2 separate regions of the Mus musculus genome follow, and region 2 is linked to region 1. The links are chromatin loops, found by intact Hi-C in ENCODE. Cell type or tissue: left cerebral cortex. All regions are shown on one strand. Links, peaks and the distances in the headings refer to the core of each region. The heading gives the core; the rest is flanking DNA. Region 1 overlaps Gm39299 (a long non-coding RNA gene). Region 2 has its middle 4.4 kb from the start of Mrpl4.

Evidence for each region. Hi-C counts contacts between places; a loop is a spot of excess contacts. Peaks named below come from ENCODE experiments on the same cell type or tissue, not always from the same donor. Only the 100,000 strongest peaks of a DNase experiment are listed, where the experiment ranks them.
Region 2: it touches region 1 in a loop (3-fold over the local background); 3 of 42 quality-filtered maps call a loop at or near these places.

The regions. Positions count from the first base shown.
Region 1 is chr9:20,736,455-20,744,103 of GRCm38, forward strand. It overlaps Gm39299 (a long non-coding RNA gene), which reads left to right. Exons shown (of 4, transcript XR_003948292.1): 2 at 2,310-5,314; 3 at 7,318-7,390. It also overlaps a transcript of Olfm2 not described here. Among named protein-coding and RNA genes, the nearest start is that of Gm39299, 13 kb to the left of the region's middle. In left cerebral cortex, for the core only: CTCF peaks have their summits at 2,343 (motif pointing right) and 4,112 (motif pointing right); DNase peaks (open chromatin) are centred at 2,348 and 4,145.
Region 2 is chr9:20,994,508-21,002,156 of GRCm38, forward strand. It overlaps a transcript of Mrpl4 not described here. Among named protein-coding and RNA genes, the nearest start is that of Mrpl4, 4.4 kb to the right of the region's middle. In left cerebral cortex, for the core only: CTCF peaks have their summits at 4,049 (motif pointing left) and 6,492; a DNase peak (open chromatin) is centred at 4,032.

The DNA of each region.
Region 1 (7,649 bases), core at 1,015-6,014:
AAGAGCACTCCTTAGCCTCTCAAGGAGAACCTAGTTTGTGGCTATCAGAATATCTGAGAAGAAAAAAAAAAGACCACGCAAGGAATCCAAAGGATGTGAGATGGCTGGAGTCTGCATTACTTTACATAGCTGCCAGAAACTATGTATGTATGTATGTATGTATGTATGTATGTATGTATGTATCTATCTATCTATCTATCTATCTATCTATCTATCTATCTATCTATCTATCTATCTATCTGATGCATGCCACAGCATGGGTATGAGGGTCAGAGGCCATCTTGGAGCAAACAGTTCTCCCCCTGCAACCCCCACCCCTGCTTGTTTTTTTGGTGTTTTTGAGCCCTGGCTTTATGTAGCCCTGGCTGTTTTGGAACTTGCTATGTAGATCAGGCTGGCCTTCAGCTCACAGAGATCTACCTATCTCTGTTTCCTGAATACTGGGATCATGAGCCATTACACCCACCCTTGCCAGAAACTTCTTCAACATTGGAAAACTTTAGCAGGATTTCCCACATAACTCAGCAACCCCACTTCTAGTCATACATAGTAGATTGTCACAATTCATAATTCTTTTATTTATTTGTTTATTGTTTGTTTGCTTGTTTGCTTGCTTGTTTTGAGACAGGTTTTCTCTGTGTAACTGCCCAGGCTATCCTGGAACTTGTTTTGTAGACTAGGCTAGTCTTGAACTCACAAAAATCTGCCTGTCTCTTCCTCTGGAGTTCTGGGATTAAAGGTGTGAGCCACCATTCCTGGCTCTTTTATTTATTTTTATGTATGTATGTATGTATGTATGTATGTATGTATGTATATCTGCATAATCGTATGTGCACATGTGAATGTAATGCCCACAAATGCCAGAAGGGGGTACCCTGAAGTTTTAATTATAGGTAGCTGTGAGCTGCCCCATGTGGGTTCTGGAAACCAAACTTGGGTTCCCCAAAAGAGGAACAAAACCTTAATTGCTGAGTCATCACTCAGTCCCATGATCCCCAGACTCCATGGGCAAATGCATCATCTCCACAGGATTTATTTATCTCCAAAGCCAACTTGCAGAGGTGTCTGTAGTCTCAATATTGAGTGAGACATGTGTGAGTTCCCAGCTGGGGTTAAGCCAGGGTTTGCTGGGTTCTCTACTTTCATACTAGAAATGTGGAGCTTCCGTTGTGCTTAGAATCAAGTTTTGACACCTCTGTGCTTTTTGTTTGTTTGTTTGTTTGTTTGTTTGTTTTGTTGTTCTTTTAAAACATTGTCTCACATAGCCCAGGATAGCCTCAAAATTAATATATAGCCAAATATGACTTTGAACTCCTGATTCTCCTCCCCAGGGCTGGCACCGTGGGAGTGCTCCACCAAGCACAGTTTCTGTGGTGCTGGGGTTGGAACACAGGGCTTTGTGTGTGCTAGGCCAGCACTCCACCAAAGAGCCGTCTCCACCACCAATGCTGGGCCTTATTTGTTTTGATTTTGAGACAGGATTTTGTTATAGCCCTGATCATCATTATAATCGTTTATCACTCTGTGTGTATGTGTGTGTGTGATTTAGTGTGTGTGTGTTGCCTGGTGCCTGTGGTGGTCAGAAAAGGGCATCTGTTTCTCTGGAAGTTAGGGGTGGTTTTTAGCTGCCATGCGAGTGCTGGTAATCAAACCTGGGTTCTATGGAATAGCAGCCAGTGCTCTTAACCACTGAATTCTCTCTCCTAGCCTGTGACTACTGACTGACAACTCAATAAATTCTGATTGCTTAACTTAGAATTCAAGGTCTTTGTAACCAGATCACAACCATCCTTCCCACATTCACCTCTGATCTCACCTCCCATCCACACCCAACCTGAGTTCCCATTCCCAGAAGCCATGTATTTCCGGTCCATGTCGGCTCAGCAAACGATCCTCTGCATACTACACTTGTGTGACACTGAGCCTTGTCCCCAGCCCCTTTCCCCAGGGATTCTAGGCAGGGGCTCTACAGCTGAGCCACGCCCCTAGCTTCCTTTTGTTTTATTTTAAAACAAAGGCTTGTTAAGTTGCCCAAGCCAGCCTTCAACTTTCAAGTTTTGTGCCTCAGCCTTCAGAGAGCTAAGATGGCAGGCATGTACCACCGTACCCAGCTTGCATCTGTCTCTTGGACTTGTAGACTCTCAGACTCTCCAAAGCGAGCTGTGTCTCTCATCTCTCCCTGTCACCAGTGTGTCACACTGAAATTACCAGAGAAACAAGGGGAAAGCATCCCTCTCTCAGTGTATTTACTGTGTTTTTCTTTCCTTTTTTTTTTTTATGTTAAGATTTATGTATTTTTTTTTTTTTAGTGTTCTATCTGCATATACACCTGCTGGCCAGAAGAGGGCATCAGAGCCACCATGTGGTCCTGGGACTTGAACTCAGCCGCTCTGGAAGAGCAGCCAGCGCTCTCAGCTGATGAGCCATCTCTCCAGCCCCCTCTTTCTTTCTTTTTATATTAAAAATGATTTGTTTATTTTTATTTCATGTGGACTGGTATTTTGCCTTAAAGCATGAATGTCTGTAGGAGGAGGACAGATACTTTGGAGTTACAGACACGTGTGAGCTGCTACATGGGTGCTGGGGATTGAACCCAGGTCCTCTGGAAGGGCAGCCAGTGCTCTTAACTGTGGAGCCATCTCTCCAGCCTCACTGTGCTTTTCTTGAGGCTAATCGGGATCTCTGGGATTAGGGAATGAGGAGTTGTGTATCCTCTTCACGGCCTTGACTGACTTTACTTTTGACTTCCTTTATTTTTGTGCAGTGACATTTTATAGTTCTGTCTTCTAAGTAGGACTTGGCATCCAGTAGTACAGATCATTAGAACTGTGTGTAAAGGGGCTGGCAAGATGGCTTAGCAGGTAAAGGAGATTGCTGCTAAGACTGGCGACCTGAGTTCTAGCCCTAGAACCCATATGGTAAGAGGAGAGAACCAACTCCTGCACGCTGTCCTCTGGCCGCCAGAATCAGACACACGCTCACACTCGGGTAAATAAATGAAATGGTTCAGTGGGTAAAGTGCTTGCCACATGAAGTATGAAGACCTGAGTTCTGATTCCCAAAGCCCGTGTAAATGTCAGGTGGGCGTGGGCTGCGTAGAACCTCAGCACTCACATGGTGGGAATAGGAACTTCAGAGAGAGCTGCCCTGCTAGACTAACCAGAGCAGCATGTTCCAAGTACGTGGACAGATCACGCCAAAACATACAATAGAAAGCAACCTAGGAAGACCACAGATGCCAACCTCTGGCCTTCAGATGCACACTTGGCCACATACATGCTAACATACACATACCTACACACGGGCGTGGGGGGGGGAGGAACGGGGTGGGGAGGAGCGGGGCAGGAGCCAGAGACTCTAAGTTTACTGGTGTTCAGGTGAACAGCTTTCCAAACACACCTCACCCAATCTCTTAGCTCCACTCAGGTGTTTCCTGCTTCCTCTTAGACTAGCCTGAGGCACAGATGTACCAAGCGTATTGGGGCTGCTGCCACCCTGTGCTTAGTGTGGATTCTTGGTTCTCTGGATGTGAGAAAATCTGTCAGCCCTAGGGTGACCATACCCAGTCCCGTACTTGGTAAGCTCCAGGCCAGTGAAAGATCCTCTCTCAACAACACGAAGTGATGCAGGTGAGAAGATTCAGAGACTAAGGTAGCTTGGCGCCAAACCTGAAGACCTGAGTTCCAAACAGTGAAAGAGAGAACTGACCCCCGAAGTTGTCGTCTAACCTTGACATCTCTGACTTCCTGTGGGCACCAAGCTAAGAACTCTCCCCTTCCTAAATAAATAAATGTGATTAAAATTTAAAAACAAAATAAAGCCAGAGGGTGGTGGCGCACGCCTTTAATCCTAGCACTACGGGGGCTGAGGCTGGCAGAGTTCTGTGACTTCGAGGACAGCCAGGTCTACAGAGTGAATTCCTAGACAGCTAGGGCTACACGGGGAAACCCTGTCTTGGAAAACCAAAACCAAACAAACAGTACCAACAACAAAACCAAGTGGAGTGCTTGTGAGGAGCCCTAACCAAGGTATGTCTGTTAAATGTATGCCCGCACAGGCGGGCGTGCACACACTCACACAAGCACACACACCCCTCGCGTCCTGCACAAACCTCACTCCACCACTAGGTGTCGCCCCAGCTCCTCAGTTTTGAGCCCAGCCCCAGGAGGTTCCTCACGCAGTTTGTCCTGATTTCCCCGCCCCCAGACAAGCTGGGAGGTTAACACCTTGATAGGATAAGGAAGTTCAGCTCGGCTCTGAGTAGCAGCGCCCTTCCGTGGAATTTCAGCCTCTGCTGACACCCGTGATCTCAGGCACCTCCCTGGGCACAGGGGTTCCCACTTCTCCAGTGGTCTGCTTTCTGAAGTTTCAGATAACAACAGAAAATATTCTGTGAAAAAGTCCAGAACTGTGTGAGTCATACATTTTGTTTCATTGTGACAGGGTCTCATTTTGTAACCTGGGCTAGCCCCAAATTAGTGGCAATCGCCTGCCAGAGTCTTTCTTCTGCGAGTTGGGATTCTGGGTACAGAATCCAGGGCTTTGGGTGGTGAGCTATGTACATCTGCCTGATTTGTTTTGTTTATAGAGCTGCGGGAGGTGGGGTGTCTCATGTAGCCAAAGCTAGTCTCAAGCACTATGTTATGTAATAGAGCAGTGGTTTTCAACCTTCCTAATGCTCAGACCTTTTAACACAGTTCCTCATCTGTGGTGACCCCAACCATAAAATTATTTGTTGCTACTTCAAAACTGTAATTTACCACTGTTATGAATTGTAATGTATTTACCTGATATGCAGAATGTCTGGTATGTGACCCACTAAACACACAGACTGCAAACTTCTGGAATAGAGGTTGACCTTGAACTCCGGATTTGACACCATAGTTGGTTCTGTGTGGTGTTGAGGATTGGAACTCAGAGCTTCATATAAAACAGGCAAGCATCTTGTCGACTGTTGGTTACACACCTTCAGCCCTCGATCAGCTCAATCCTCGAGTTTCCACTTGTACAGTCTTCTTAGCAGTGTGAGAGAGAGCCCTGCCTTTGCTGGCTGTCCTGCCTGGGGTGGGGGAGGGGACCTTCGCTGTGTGCAGGCTTTCCTCTCTACCTGGTGTTCTCTCAGTTTACTCAGAGCCCCCCAGTCCTCAGCATGGCTACTGTGACGCTGCAGCCTGCACGTGTGTCTCACTTCATAACTGTCTCAAACAAATGATTTTAGATGGCCGATCACAGCAGCCTTCTGAGAGAAAGTGATTGAAGCAGAAAGAAGAGGAAAGGGTATTGAAATATAGGGTCCAAGGGGAACAACACCCAGGTAAATGGAAGGGAGTGGTAAGTGCAAAGGCCCTGGGGTATATGACTAAGTCGAACTAGTCCTTCCCAGCCTGTGGGGACCCCTAAAGCATTGGCCCTAAGTCCAGATAAGATTAAGATAAAGATAAAGTGGGCATGGGTGGGGTACACACTTGTCGCCCAGCACTTGAGAGTGAAGGAGGAGGATCAGGTGTGCGAGCCATCCTTGGCTACATAGTGAGTCCATCCTGGTCTACGTGTAACTTTGTCTCAACAAAAACGAAAATATTTTAAAGTAAACAAAGTAAGACTTCAAGGAGGACTTTCAGGTGTTGGGAAGAGGACACCTGCTCAAGGGGAGATGGCAGGCTTAGAGGACTGTCAGGTTCCCTGCAGCTCTAAGCTACTCAAGAACCATACACTTGGGCCAGAGAGCTGGCTCAGTGGATGGAGAATTTGTGGCACAAGCATGGAAACCAGAATCCAAATCCCACACAAACACCAAGCACAGGTGCACACACCTGTGATCCAAGACTGTAAGGACTGAGATGAGAGGGCTCCTCAGCGGCAGCAGCTGAAGTGGGAGCTCTGGGTCCCAGGAGAGTGTGAACTCTGGGTCCAGTATGAACTCAGGGTCCAGTGAGAGTGTGAACTCTGGGTCCAGTGAGAGTGTGAATTCAGGGTCCAGTGAGAGTGTGAACTCAGGGTCCTATGAGTATGAGCTCTGGGTCCAGTGATAGTGTGAGCTCTGAGTCCAGTGAGAGTGTGAACTCTGGGACCAGTGTGAATGTGAGCTCTGGGTCTATGAAAGTGTCACCTCTGGGACCAGTGTGAGTGTGAACTCTGGGTCCAGTGATAGTGTGAGCTGTGGGTCCCCTGAGAGTGTGAACTCAGGGTCCAGTGAGAGTGTGAACTCTGGGTCCAGTGAGAGTATGAACTCTGCATCTAATGAGAGTGTGAGCAGGAGGATCTCTGGGTCTGAGGCCAGCCAGGTCTACAGAGGACAGCCAGGGCTGTATAGAGAAACTCTGTTTTGAAAAACAACAAACAAACAAAACACCATCAGCCACAAACAAGTCTTAAATTGAGGGCTGGAGAGATGGCTTAGTGGTTAAGAGCATTTGTGCCTTCTACCACAAAATAACTAAGACACAGTAAACAATTAAAATCTCAAAAACATTTTTAAAACAAGAAAAAGGACAATTGAGGGTGACTTCCAGGTTGACTTCTGGCCTCCACGTGTACACACACATACAATGACGACACACATACATGAGGGCATACACACATACATACATGCAGGTACACACACATACATGATGACACATACACAAACTAAAAAAAAAAAGTAACTGTTTTGTGTGTGCCTGTTTGTGGAATAGATCCCCGGGAGCTGAATTTATCGGTGGTTGTTATCCGCTCTGTGTGGCTGCCGGGAATCGGACTCCAGTCCTCTGTAAGAACAGGGTCCTGGTTATTTTTTTATTGTCAACTTGAGAAAAGGCCCCCTCGGTCGAGGGACCAGCCATGCCTGGGAGAAGTGGTCTTGACTGAGGTAGGGAGGCCTGGCCCAGTGTGGGCAGCGCCATCTGTAGTCAGGTGGGCCAGGGCTGTATAAGAAAGCTGGCTGAGTGTCCTCAGAGGTCCCTGCTTGAGTGTAAGCTCTGGGTCCCCTGAGAGAATGAGCTCTGGCCTGAGCCCCATCAATGATGGACCGACACCTGAAGTGTAAGACAAACAACCCTCTCCTCCTTGTCAGTTCTGTAGCACAGCACAGAAAGCAAACTAGAACAAACACCAGGCCCTCCTGACCTCTGAGCCACTGCTCCAGATCCCCACCCTCATTGTCCAGTATTAATCTCCTTTATGGGGCGGGGGGAAGCTGGCCTTGAACTCACAATGTGATGGAGAATGACCTTGAATTCCTGATCCCATCCCTCCACACACACACACACACCCTGGGTTACAGGTGTGGGCCACCATGACTAGCTTCTACTTGTGATTTTTTTCTTCCTATTTGCACAGGATTATATATGGATTCAGCTCTTGGAGCCGGTGTATTCATTTTTGTGGTTTCATCTGTCTGCTGCACCTGAAGGTCAGCTCCAGGAGGGCTGGGCCTCACTGCTTCATCAAATCTGGTGATGTGAACGGCTGAGGAAATGATTTCTCAAGAAGGGTTCTGTTCAGGGTTCTGTTGGGACTGCGGAGAGGTGTCTGGGACTAGACAGAGAAATGAGAGGGGCAGAGCCGCTTTCCTCAGAACCCCGCCCCTCTCTCTTCTCCTCCCTGTCCTCTTTTGCCCTCCTCCTCTCCTTCCCCCTGTGGAGGCAGACCTTGGTTAACCACTATTTTTT
Region 2 (7,649 bases), core at 1,505-6,504, 260 kb after region 1:
ATTTCTTAGTTCCAGGCCAGCCTGGTCTACATAGTGAGTTCGTGGCCAGCCTGGGCTCTATGTGAGACTCTGTCTCAAAAATAAGTAAGCTGAAAGTGACTGAGGGAGACAGTGTAGGGCAATCTCCGGCCTCTATGAACAGACACAGATGCACACCTTGTGTGCCTGAAGCTACACATACCTGCTCAACCACACAGATATTTCCTACAGCAGTTGGGAAAGAGACTTGTGGTTCTTTGTGGTAGCCAGAGCACACTGTCCAAGAGACAGAGTTTTCATTCCCTCAGTAGTGCTGGGCTGGACCCTGGCCTAGGGCCCTGTGTATGCTGGACTCCTGTTCTGTTTTGTTTTGGTTTGGTTTGGTTTGGTTTTTCGAGAAAGGGTTTCTCTGTATAGCCCTGGCTGTCCTGGAACTCACTTTGTAGACCAGGCTGGCCTCGAACTCAGAACTCTGCCTGCCTCTGCCTCCCGGGTGCTGGGATTAAAGGCAGCGCCACCACACCCAGCTGGACTCCTGTTCTTTATACTTTGTGTCTGCCCTGTATTTGTTAATGTATGGGGGCACACTGGGCATGCCACAGTGCACACACGTGGAGGTCAGAGGACAACCTGCAAGAGCTGGTTTTGTCCTTTCCACCACGTGAGTCTGAGGGATTGAATACAGGTCGACAGACTTGGCACTGGTACCTGCTGAACCATCTTACCCTGCCCTCATTTCTGTTTTGTGAGACAGGCTCTCACACTGCAGCTCAGGCTGACAGACTACTCATTAACTATGCCAGGCTGGCTCAAACCTAAGGCAGTCCTCTGTCTCCTCAGTGATGGGGCCACAGGCTGGTACTACCACCTGCAGGTCCTTTTGTATTTGTGCAGTGTTCTTTGACAGATGTGTGAATAAGGCATGCTAGTGCACACTTGTAAGCCCAGCACTAGGGAAGTAGAGGCAGGAGAATTTGGAGTTCAAGACCAACCTGAGCTAAACAAGACCCTGCCCAAACATGTAGTACATACACATGAAGAATGGGAGAGAAACAGACAAGACCAGTGAAATTACATAAAATGAAGCGTTAAAAAGCTTTTTTTTTTTTTTGGAAAATTATTTTTAGCTGTAGTGGTGCATGCCTTTAATCCTAGCACTTGGGAGGCAGAGGCAGGTGGATTTCTGAGTTCGAGGCCAGCCTGGTCTACAGAGTGAGTTCCAGGACAGCCAGAGCTATAGAGAGAAACCCTGTCTTGAAAAACAAAACAAACAAAACAAAAAGAAGAAAGAAAGAAAAAGAATATTATTTTTAAGAGCTAGGCAGTAGCGGCTAGCACCTTTAGTTGCAGCACTTGTGAGGAAGACCCAGGGGTTCCAGACCAGCCTGGTCTACAGAGGGAGTTCCAGGTAGCCAGGGCTATACAGAGAAACCCTGTCTTGAAAACACAAACGAGGGGCTGGAGAGATGGCTCAGCAGTTAAGAGCACTGACTGCTCTTCCGAAGGTTCTGAGTTCAAATCCCAGCAACCACATGTTGGCTTACAACCATCCATAATGACATCTGACTCCCTCTCCTGGTGTGTCTGAAGACAGCTACAGTGTACTTACATATAAAATAAATAATAAATAAAATCTTTAAAAAAAAGAAGAAAACACAAACGAAAACATTTTAGGGGGCTGGAGAGCTGACTCAGAGGTTAAGAGCATTGGCTGATCTTCCAAAGGACCCAGGTTTAATTCCCAGCACCAAACGTGGTAGCCCACAACTATCTGTGACTCCAGTTTCATGAGATCTGACACCCTCACACAGACATATAAGTAGGCAAAACACATAAAATAGAAATAAATTATATATACAAAAATTTGGGGTTGTTTTGTTTTTCCTTGTTTTCTTTTTGTTTTTCGAGACAGGGTTTCTCTGTGTAGCCCTGGCTGTCCTGGAACTCCCTCTGTAGACCAGGCTGGCCTCGAACTCAGAAATCCGCCTTTGTCTGTCTCCCAAAGTGCTGGGATTAAAGGCATGCACCACCGCTGCCCGGCAAAAATTAGATTTGTTTTCTTTCACGTGCGTGAGTGTTTTGCCTGCATGTATGTCTATGTACTATATTCATGAGGTCCCTGTATGTCAGAAGAGGATGTCCTATTCTCCGGATCTAGAACTACAGATGATTGTGAGCCACCATGTAGGTTCTGGGAACTGAATCCTGGTCCTCTAGAAGAACAGCCAGTGTTCTCAACAGCTGACTCATTTCTCTAGCTCCTAAAAAAAACTTTTGAATCACAAAATATTGGGGCCGAAGAGAGAGGCTCAAGGAGTAAGAAAGACTGCTTGCTGCTCTTTCAGAGTTCTTTGGATCCAAGTTAAGTTCCCAGGCCCCACAGTAGGTGGCTCACATCCATCTATAACCCCAGTGCCTGGAGCTCCTTTGCCCTCTTCTGAGCTCTGTGCTCACTATACTCCTGTGTATAAAGAACCACACTTACACACATAATTAATAAATAAAAATGGCCAGGTGTGGTGAGACACACCTTTAATCCTAGCACTCAAGAGGCAGAGGCAGGAAGATCTCTGTGAGTTTGAGACCGGCCTGGTCTACACAGGAAGGAAAGCAATGCAAAAACCTAAAAATACATTAAAATGAAATAAAAACCACAAAGTAAGTGAACAATCAGATACAAATCAAACCCACAAGAGGAAGGCATCACTGTTCAATAAAGGGACTGTAGGAGACGAGGCCAGAGTCGGGGGGAGTAGCTAAGGATGCAGAGAAAGGGGAACTCACCACTGGGGAAAATGAAAATGAGCAGGGTTTATATATATGGAAAACAGAAAGAAGGTTCCTCAAAACACTAAAAATAAAACGGACATATGACTTTGCTATCCCACACTGGGGTACGTGAGCAACGCATATTAATTTGCTGTGTCAAGGAGATCTCTAAACGTCCACGTCTGTCTGTCTTTATTGCTCATCCTAAAATACATTTTACATTATTATATGCTTGCATGATGTGAGAGAAGCACGTACATATTAAGGGATTCAGAAGACAGCGTTGTGAGGGTGGTCGTCTCCATGTTTACGTGAGTTCTGATGAAGTCAGGCTGTCAGGCTTGTGTAGCAAGTGCCTTACTCACTGAGCTCAGCTCTCGATTTTTTTTTTTTTTTTTTTTTTTGAGAAAGGGTCTCATGTGATCAAACTAGCCTGTAATTCACTATGTAGAGCCAAGGCTGGTCATTTTTCTTCTGCCTCTGGAATTAACAAGTCTGTATCAACACACCCAATTAATGCAGTGCTGGGCACTGAACCCAGAGCTTCACGCATGCTAGGCAAGCACTCTAGCAACTGAACTACAAACACTGTGACAACTGAGTGATAAGCACCATGTCAAAAGAGCTATAAGCACTACACCAACTAAGTTATATGCACTAGATCAACTGAACCACAAGCACTGTACCAACTGAGCTCTTTTCCCAGGTTCCTTTCATATTTATCCCAGCCAATAAGTGGAGTTAACTGAGGTGTCCTTTGACAGATGAAGGGATAAAGAAAATGTGCACATTGGGTGTGGTTCTAGAGGCCCATAGTCTCTGTTATGCCAGAGGGTAATACAGGAGCAATATAATCAAGAGCCCCAGCCTGGAGGCTGGACAGATGGCTCAGAGGCTAAGAGAACTGGCTGCTGCCAGGCAGTGGTGGTGCACACATTTAATCCCAGCTCTTGGGAGGCAGAGGCAGGGAGATTTCTGAGTTGGAGGCCAGCCTGGTCTACAGAGTGAGTTCCAGGACAGCCAGGGCTACACAGAGAAACCATGTCTTGAAAGAGAGAGAGAGAGGGAGAGAGAGAGAGGGAGAGGGAGAGAGAGAGGGAGAGAGAGAGAGAGAGAGAGAGAGAGGGAGAGGGAGAGGGAGAGGGAGAGGGAGAGGGAGAGGGAGAGGGAGAGGGAGAGAGAGAGAGAATGTGTGAGAGTGTGAGTGAGCTGGCTGTTCTTCCAAAAGTCCTTAGTTCAGTTCCTACTAACTGTATGGTGGCTCATAGCCATCTATAATGAGATCTGGTGCCCTCTTCTGGCTTGCAAGCATACATGCAGGCAGACTGGATGTATATTTTTTTTTAAAAATATTTATTTATTATTATATCTTAAGTACACTGTAGCTGTCTTCAGACACAGCAAAAGAGGGCATCAGATCTCATTACAAGTGGTTGTGAGCCACCATGTGGTTGCTGGAATTTGAACTCAGAATCTTCGGAAGAGCAGTCAGTGCTCTTAACCATGAGCCATCTCTCTAGCCCCCTGGATGTATACTTAATAAATAGAACAAAGGGGGAAAGATGCTGCATGGCTTCTTAAAAAAAAAAAAAAAGAGGCCAGCCTGGGCTACATAGTAAACCCTAAGGCCAGTCACAGTGGCAATGCTTGTAGTCCCAACATTGGGGAAGCTGGCCAGTCAACCTGGAAGCCAAACCAAGACCCTCAGATTCACTGGCCAGCCAGCCTGGCTGAATCCAAGAACTCTAGACTCACTGAGAGACCCTGGGTTTCATAAACTAAGGTAGAAAAAAAAGTGGGCAATGGTGATGCATGCCTTTAATCCTGGCACTCTGGAGGATGTGAGTTCAAGGCCAGCCTGGTCTACAGAGCAGTTCCAGGACAGAGAAACATTGCCTCAAAAAACAAAAACAAACTAGCTAAGGTGGAGAGGACAGAGCAGGACACTCACTTTGACCTTTGTGCATAGGTTTCCTGTCCACCCTCGTACCCACTCACACACTAAGAATAGAAGGACTAGAGAAAGGATGCCAGCACCTGAGAGGCAGAGACAGAAGGGTCTCTCAGCAGACCACAGCCTGAAAGGAAAGGGAAAAGAAGGAGTGTTATTCAGCCCTGTTGTTATACATGGTAGGCGATATTAAATGTAAGTGACCAGACGGAAACACACATGTTCTCTTTGGTGAGGAAAATAAAAGCTGAATACAGACAGGCATGGTGATGCACGCCTTTAATCCCAGCACTCAGGAAGAAGAGGCAAGTGGATCTCTGTGAGTTTGAGATTGGCCAGCCAGAGCTACGTAGTAAGGCCCACTTTTTGCACTTACAAAGACTTGGATTTCAGGTTTGTCAGGAGGACTCCACAGGTAAAGATGCTTGTTGCCAAGCTTCACATCTGACTTTAAGACCTAGGATACCAAGCCGGGCATGATGGTGCACACCTTTAATCCCAGCACTCGGGAAGCAGAGGCAGGTGGATTTCAGAGTTCGAGGCCAGCCTGGTCTACAAAGTGAGTTCCAGAACAACCAGGGCTATACAGAGAAACCCTGTCTCAAAAAACCAAAAACAAAAACAAAAACAAAAGAAAGAGAGAGAGAGAAAGAGAGAACCAATTCCCACAAATGGTCTTTTGATCTCCATACCCACATGTGTGCCCCCAACACAAATGAATGAATGAATAAAAAGATAAACAAACAAATACCAGTAAGAACAAACCCCCAAAACACTAGGTTCTTGGGCCAATGAGACGGCTCAGTGGATAAAGGTGCTTGCTACCAAGTCTAACAACCTGAGCTTGATCCCTGGAACTTATCTAGTGAAAGAAAAGGACTAACAACTCAACATCACCTTCTGACCTCCACATCTGCAGCTTGGCATATGTATGCCCACTCTCAACTGCACATAGAAAAGGCACTGTTGGTTAGAATAAATCCTTGTTTTCTTTGTGGTGCTGGAGATAGAACCAAGGGCCTCATGTATACTTGGCTACCACTGTTTAATAGTTAATTAGTAAATCTAATAGTATATCCTAGAAATGTTCAAAAATATATCAGTGAGGCTGGGGCTCAGTGGATAGGGTGTTTGCCTAACAAGCAGGAGGCCCTGGACTCCAGCCTCAGTACTACACGAACAGCACATAGTTCCACAAGACAGTCATGTTAGCACGAGAAAGGCAGAGACAGAAGATCAGGGTTCATGGTTATTCTCAGCTACATAGTGAGTTCCAAGCTAGGCTGGGCTACATAATACATGTCTGAAAATACATAAACTGATAACAAATGCAAAGACGACGACGACGACAACAACAACAACAACAAAACTATATGCATTTAGCCCAATAATTACATTCTCCAGGGTCTGCTCCACCAGTGAGTTATGGCACTGTGTAGCCTGGAACTCACTATGTAGACCAAGGTTGCCTGAACTCACTAAGAACCACCTGCCTTGGTCTGCCTCTGCCTCCTAAGTGCTGGGATTAAAGGCTTGTACCACCATGCCCGGCCTGCCTTGGTCTTCTGTTGTCTCTTTGATCACAAGGCTCCTTCAGTATTAGAATCCATAATGCTGGTTACTGAATTTTCATCTCAAGCCAGGAATTCCACCCTTTGTACTCCTCATTTACAAAAGAATCACAATTTTCCCATTATCCAGGTGATGAAAAGGAGGTTGGCTCAGAGACCAGAGTCCAAGCTCTGTCCAGCCCTCATAGTGGATGGCAGTGAGCCAGGTGTAAGCTCTCAGCACCCCCTGAAGGTCAAGTGTGGAACAGAGACAAACCATAAACTCTTTCAATTATCTTTGGAGAGGTTCTTAGTGAGGTGATCTGGATCTGTTCATGAGGTAATTTTTTTTTCCCCTCTGCCCTGGGAGAGTCCTAGAAGGACAGGGGGCAGGATCCTGGATTAGATGTGAGTGGAGGGACACAGGGCTGATAGGAGGGATTTCAGAGGGATATAGCCAGCCCTGGAGAATCTAAGAAATACTGAAAGCTTTCTGGCAGGACTTTCATTTAAAGAATCAAACACATCTGGAAAGAGGAGGCTGGAGGATTTCAAGATTACATACTGGAGTTCTCTCTCAACAAATAAATAAACCCCATAGGGGCTGGAGAGATGGCTCAGCTGCTAGGGCACCTAAACTGCACAAACATCTTGATCTTTAGCACTAAATAAACCAGCATGGTGGCACATACATATAATCTCAGGACTCTTGAGGTGGGGGGCAGAAGAATCAGAAATTCAGCCGGGCATGGTGGCGCATGCCTTTAATCCCAGCACTCGGGAGGCAGAGGCAGGCGGATTTCTGAGTTCGAAGCCAGCCTGGTCTACAGAGTGAGTTCCAGGACAGCCAGGGCTACACAGAGAAACCCTGTCTCAAAAAAAAAAAAAAAAAAAAAGAATCAGAAATTCAAGGTTACTCTTGACTACACAGAGTTCAAGGCCAGCCAAATCAGACCCCTTCACACACCAAAGAGAGGGGGAGGGAAGATCAGATAAAATTAGATTCACCTGGTCATGTAAGCATAGCGGTGCAGACAACCAGCAATCCAGACCTCCGGAAGCCAGACAGGGAGACTCTGAACTCAAGGTCATCCTTGGCTACACAGAGAAGCCTTGTTTACAAAAGAATAGGATGGCGTTTGAGATGGCTCAGCTGGTTAGGTGGCTTGCCACCAAACTGGATGGCCTGAGTTCTATCCACAGAGTGAAAGGAAATCGCAACTCCCTTGAGTTGTCTTCTTACTTCCACACTCAAACACAAAAATAAATTAAGAAAACTAAAATAGGAGCTGGAGAGATAGCTCTGTGGTTAAGAGCACTGTCTGCTCTTCCCGAGTTCGATTCCCAGCAACCACATGGTGGCTCATAGCCACCTATAATGGGATCTGATGCTCTCTTCA